Linked DNA regions of Mus musculus: region 2 is linked to region 1. Evidence: chromatin contacts called from ENCODE Hi-C or POLR2A ChIA-PET data. All regions are on one chromosome and are shown on one strand. Each heading gives the region's core, a stretch centred on a gene start or an enhancer-like site at or near the end of the contact. The rest is flanking DNA. Distances are from core to core; before and after follow the strand shown. Region 1 holds the start of Zfp708 (zinc finger protein 708). Region 2 holds the start of Zfp759 (zinc finger protein 759).

Evidence for each region. A loop is a pair of places that touch in the nucleus more often than their neighbours do. ChIA-PET counts read pairs that join two places held with the same protein, here RNA polymerase II (POLR2A).
Region 2: a map of heart shows a loop between it and region 1 (8-fold over the local background). The contact joins the promoter of Zfp759 here to the promoter of Zfp708 in region 1. A Hi-C loop is called at or near these places in 3 of 37 maps with a recorded cell type or tissue (gastrocnemius and heart). POLR2A ChIA-PET finds 5 or more read pairs at or near these places in 3 of 5 experiments (Patski and embryonic stem cell).

Annotation. Positions count from the first base shown.
Region 1 is chr13:67,080,079-67,083,288 of GRCm38, forward strand. It overlaps Zfp708 (zinc finger protein 708), which reads right to left and starts at 1,467. Exons shown (of 4, transcript NM_001012448.2): 1 at 1,372-1,467. The coding sequence starts at 1,377.
Region 2 is chr13:67,126,741-67,130,026 of GRCm38, forward strand. Zfp759 (zinc finger protein 759) reads left to right here and starts at 1,488. Exons shown (of 4, transcript NM_172392.3): 1 at 1,488-1,574. The coding sequence starts at 1,569.

The DNA.
Region 1 (3,210 bases), core at 217-2,716:
TATTTCCTGCTTCCACCTCCCAAATGCAGATGTAACAGGAAACAGCACAGCATACACTGATGTTTTATTTTCAATCATAGATCTGTTTAAGAAATATATTAAGTAAAAGTGTAGATAGACAGACAGATAGATAGATAGATATCAAACATCTATGTGTTGTGACCTATAATATAATTGTGCTTATTGCTGTATCACCTCTACATTGTAGGAAACGAGATTTAAGGTACAAGAAAATGTACTTTTCACACCTTAAACAGTGTAAAACGGCACATTCTTAGTTTCCTGCAGATTAGTGACATTAATTAGAAAATGTCCATATTTTAATGATTGTTAGATGATACATAGAAAGTATTGGTATTGATGTAGTTTAAAGCCCATGCTTCTCAGGTATAGATTTTAATGCTGTAAGTCAGTCTCCAGCACACAAATCAATTTGACTGAAGTGTGGCAAAAACAGTACAAATGTCAGGATGAGCAGCGGCTGTATACAAAGGGCAGGGTGAGCATTGGCTGTATACAATCACAGGACCCTGAGTGAGCCACAGCTCTTCAACTTCACTCTCAATCTTTCCACACAACACCAAATTTCTGACATCGCAGTCTCCGGTGCAATTGTATGTGGTAATAATCTCTAGTATTTTCCACTCTGCAGTGTTGTAGGATCAGTGATAGCTGGGACAAAGTTCAGAGTGCCCCCTCGATGAGATTTTTTTTTTTTTCCTCATACAGGTGTGTGAATGTGAGGGTTCTGTCACAGTGGGTAAAGGAGTGATTCCTATCCAAAGTGAGCCGCCCTGAAAACTAACAATTTATCACAAAGAAAACGGGACGAACATCCCATACACCAAACTCCCCCGCAGAACTCACTGTCCTGGAAACTATGAGCCACACGAACTCAAAATCAGAGTCCTGGGCCTCTCATTGAATACGGGAGGGCCCAGAAAAACCCACTTGCTCTAGATTTCCTGAGGGATCTGACAACAGCAATGTGAAAACTAGTTAACAGCAAGCTTCCCCAGCCAAGGTGGGGTATGAGCTCTCATCACAGCCTGCCTCTGGCACGGTCAGCCAAGCCACCCTGCTCTACCAACCCTAGACTTTCCAGTCTCCATTCTCGCAGTAGCAGGCCACCTCTCAGGTCCCTGAAACACATGATTGACTCTGTCAGCCGCTCTGTCCTAACAGAGCAATCACTCCTTGCACCGTGCGTGCGCCCCACCCCTGCACTCTGGCCAAGCCTAGGTCCGCACTGCAGGACCACGTGGGCTTCTCTCCGCCTCCCGCCCAGCCCTCCCCGGCTCCCTGCACCCCGGGCCCGCCCACCCGTATAGTTCATGAGGCCTGCAAGGCTAGGCTGCAGCCGGGACCAACCTCCATGTCGAGCGCGGAGCGCAAGCCACACTGTTCCAACTTTGAGAAAGCCGCAGAGTTTGGAGAAACACAAAAGCAAAATGAACCGGAAGCACAGAGGAGTAGAGTCCGGTCTAGCGGAGTCATGCTAAGAGAGACTACATTTCCCAGAAGTCTACGCGAAGGACTGCCCTGAACCAAAGTCAGGGAGAACTATTTATAGCCTGTCACTGGATTAGGCTGCTTTTTAAGTCTCAAATTTACAAAGGTCTTGTGGGAATATAAATCCAGCCTTTGACGGCAACTTGTATTAGGTTTACTTCTTACTCTGATCAAAGACGTTACCTAAAAAGCTCTGGGGTTCCTAGAGTCTTTTGGCAGGAGGAAAACTCATTGACTCAATTATACTAGATTTAAAATAAAAACCATCAGCAGCTCCTGCCTCCGGGTTCCTGCCCTCTTTGAATTCCAGCCTTGGCTTCTTCCAATGGACAGCAATCCAGGTTATGTAAACCAAATAAACTCTTTTCTCCTGTGATTTCTATTCTTGGTACTTGACTACATCTAGAATTAGATGGAATCCAGAAGAAATACAAGGGACACCTTTGAGGGATTTTTGTTTGTTTGAAGTGGGTGGATCCACTTCTAGTCATGACTTGTGAGGTAGATGTTGTGGGTTGCCCTGGTGCTGTTTGTATTCTGATGTTAATTCAGCTTCCTCAAGAGGGGTTGCCCCTGAGAGGAGTGGATCACATACTCAGGTGATTTCCTGTGAACCTTCTCCCCATTCTAACTGGTCAAATAAAGACTAGAGCCTGTGATTGGGCAGTGGAAGGGAAAGGTGGGGCTAGAGGTTTTAGGAAGTGAGGGAAGAGTAGGGAGCGAGGGAGGAAGAAGACTGAGGAAGAGAAGATAAGAGGAAGATGGAGCAGAACCACAAGGCCCTGAGAGGCAGCAAATAATGTGGGATCTCACAGCTGGGGAATAGAGTAGTGTAGTGATAAATCTGCTCAGTCTAAGCGTGCAGCTTGTAAATAATGTAACTGAGTTGTGTGGTTTTTGCATAGACTTATTGGGGTATCAGGGTTGGGGAATTACTGCAACAGGTGGAAATACATGCCTTTAATTCCAATCCTGAGGTGGGAAGATAACAATTTTAATCTGGACCACACCTTCTGCTGGAAGTCTATATAACAGCAATTTTCTCTTTTTTCTCTTCCTTCCTTCCTTTTTTTTTTTTTTTTTTTTTTCTTTTCCGAGACTGGGTTTCTCTGTGTAGCCCTGGCTGTCCTGGAACTCATTTTGTAGACCAGGCTGGCTTCTAACTCAGAAATCTGCCTGCCTCTGCCTCCCGAGTGTTGGGATTAAAGTCATGTGCCACCGCGCCCTGCTATAAAGCAATTTTCAACATGCAAGTTATGACCCCTTGAGGGTCAAACAACCCTTTTCAGGGGTTGCTTAAGATCATCTGCATATCACATAGTTACATTACAATTCATAACAGCAAAATTAGTGATAAAATATCAAAAAATAATTTTATGGTTGGGGAGTCACAACATGAGGAACTGTATTAAGGGCTCACAGCATTAGGAAGATTGAGAACCACTGCTACATAGATACGGAAGATGGAAGCTTTTGCTCTTTGTCTGCTTGCTGTTACCTAGCAAGTCCGTTCCCTCATGGGCATTATAGCTACATCTTTGGGATTCCAGCATATACCGAGCACCAGCTTGTGGACTGAGCAAACTACTGGAGTCTTAGACTTTCTATGCTCTGCTCTGCCAGCCAACATCAGATTAGCTGGACAACAGTCTGTAAGTCATTTGAATAAATCCCCCCATACACACACACACATACATA
Region 2 (3,286 bases), core at 238-2,737, 47 kb after region 1:
TTTATCCCATAGTTTTAAATCAAGGATGAAGGTTTGTGCCACAGAACCATGTAAATATGAGAAGTCAGCTGTAGTACTAGATCTTGGATACAGAATTTAGCATTACAATACATAGCAACAGACCAGATCTCAACACATAACATATATTGGAAAACTAGCTATGCTCAGAAATACTAACTTTTGTGGTTTCTGTCAATGCCCTTCACTGCAGCATTCAGGAGGAGGACAGACCAGTCATGACACTTGCCAATCAAGTACAGGTACATGTATTGTTCCTTGACTCTAATTTTTCTAATTTGAGGAAGCCGTTCTGCATTCCTGGATAAACATACTCACTGGAAAAGAAGAATTAAATATGGACTCGGCACAGTATCTTCTTTGAAACAGCTTCTTTTTGAATCATTAGGATTCAGGGAAGTAGGAAGTCTTTTCTGTAACAGGGTTTGTAACTTTGACTCAACCATGAACTGCACAAGAATAAACCTTCCCAAGAAGAGACATGAATTCTCAATACTCTATGTTTCCAGTGTAACTCCTTTAATACAGTGATCTCATTAGACAGTATTATGAATATTTCTGATATCTTTGTATTCAAGAAGAAAATATCTCAGTGTTCTGTTTAGGAGAAGTGAGGGAAATTCAAGACAGATAACACTAATGTTCAAATATTGTCAAATATGACCGATGACAGGATCAGTGCAGAGACAGAAAAATCAATAAGGAACATCAAACCTAAGGCAGGGGGAAATCCTATAGTGCACAGTGGATTAAGAGTTAGTACACACGCCGGGCGTGGTGGCGCACACCTTTAATCCCAGCTCTCCGGAGGCAGAGGCAGGCAGATTTCTGATTTCGAGGCCAGCCTGGTCTACAGAGTGAGTTCCAGGACAGCCAGAGAAACCCTATACAGAGAAACCCTGCCTCGAAAAAAAAGAGTTAGTACACACATCATTGTGATCCCAGTAACTCTGTCCCGCCCCTTGGGAGACATACAGAAGAGAAAAACCAGTGGAGTGCTCAGAAAACATCTGCTGGTGACTAGCTTTGATTTCTAATTCTTCTATCTTAAGCGACTAGGATGGTTTCAATAGAATCGTAAAGAGATAATGCTCACTCCTACATTAACTTCCTGCTTCCACATTCTTAAATAAAGCAGATCATGAAAGCATGAATTTTCCATTTGTTAATAAGATTCTATAGTAGGTCGGAGTTTTTAAATCAAAATGTTTTATCAGAGATAACATGGAAACCTGATAGGCGGGATTAATGTGAAAGGTTCAGCTCACAGGCAAACATTTCGTGCCGTGACCAAGGACTGTAAAAGAGCCCAAATTCCCTGTGCATGTCCATGTGCACCTGCTCTCAGTGGACTGTAATCCAGGCAGTGTACAAAACCTCTTCAGTGGGTTCCCGGAAGTCCTTCCAATTGATTTGTGGGAAATGTAGTCCCGGCCCCTGTGACGGCATCAGAAAGTGCTGTCAGCATCAAATTTCCATATTCTTTCGTCAAAGGTCGCTTCTCAAATTTGTGCAGTTGTCCTGTTGAGCGCTGCATTTGGATTTCTGACATGGAGGTTGGTGCAGGGAACAGCACCATCTTGCAGATATGAGGGACTGTGCAGGGTGGCGGGTAGGGCACGGAGAGTGCCGGCTTGGGCTTGTTGTGAGACAGGAAGCTGCTGACCTGGAGATGCTGTGCTGACCTAGGCTGGGTCACTGTCCCTGGGCACAGGTTTGATGAGGAGAACGTTAGAAACTACAGGATGGCAAGGGCAGGCAGGGTCTGCACACTGCCTGTGCCTGCGATGCTGACCAGAGCTCAAGCATGTTTAAAGGGAAACGTGCTCGGCCTAGTTGACCCATTCTCACTGGCTGTAGTCAGATTCTCTGGACATACAGAACACGGGGACATCTACCGCCCCCTATACGTCATGTCCTGGAGACTACTCCTTGTTTGAGTTCACACAGCTTTCTAAAGTTCCTAGTGTCCAGGGACAGAGAGTCCTGTGACGGTGATTGTTGTGTGGGGTGTTAATTACTTTTCCTTTGGAATGAATTGTTAGATTTATGGATGCCTTGGTTAGAGTGGGAATTTCTAATAGACATCTCAGTGACATGATTCCTCACAATACATGGCTGTATAGCCACAGAATAATCTTGTAATTGGTAACATCCCGTGTTTGCACAATCTATGTAATTATGGATTTTACACAGATTAAAAATGACTAGACAGTAATACCTCAACGGTTCTGAGTATGTTTGTGTTCTGAGTATGTGTTCTGTCCAGTATTTGGACTTCTTTTCAGATGTGAGAGATAGATGACTTGGTGTGATGAGAGAAAGATCGCTGGGAGGAGCTGGAAAGTCTGAAAGGGAAGGAGGAAATATCTCTGCTCATCTGCCAGGCTCTGTACATTGTTCTCTTTAATCTGGCAGGATCTGGATATTGTCTCATCATGTGATTTTCTTATGTATGTTCCTATTATTGGCAGTGTTCGAACTCTCTTAAATTTTCCCTGTCCCTCAATGTGACTTTCAGGTTTACTGATGCACCCTTAATAGTTTTAGGAAGAAGTCTTCAAATTTTTCAACTGTATTAGAAAGGCTGCAAGATAAATTTCAAAACCTGTGGCATACTTGGGAACTTATGATTTGCATATAGTAGGTTCCTGTTCATGCAAAATGCATAGTTGTCCTTTTGAAGAGTTAAGAGAATAGTTTAGTCCAGAGCCATTTTTGTAGCCATGATCTGAGAACACAGGTTTAATTAATCCAAATTCCATGCTCCAACATGAAATCTATTTCATGGTTTTACAGAACAAAGAATGTCATTAACCTAAGAAAGCTTAAAATACATTGGTGTAAGTCTGATAGAGGTATGTATATGTACCTTGAGATATGGGAGATATTCTATTCACCTAAGATACCATCTGCTGAGATTTTAGCTTTTGGGTTGATAGAATCTCATGTTCTGCCTAGTCAGTGGATTCTGAGAGGTTTTTATCTATTAACAAGCTGTGTGGTCCACTACATAGTGAGGCAAGGACTGTCCCTGAAGGGAAAATCAGCCCAAGACAGCTAACCCTGAACCTGCAGAATTCCAGGCTCTGCCCCTCAGTGAACTTCCACGTGGGCCATCAGTCTCTGCACACACAGACTCCTTACAAGAGTTTTGCATTCACAACATACACACAGGTTTTCTTTGTGTGTTTGTTTTTTCAGGGTTTCTTCTCCACATCCCCTCCTCCATCTCAGGCGATCTTGCTTATACTGTCCTCAGTCAAAC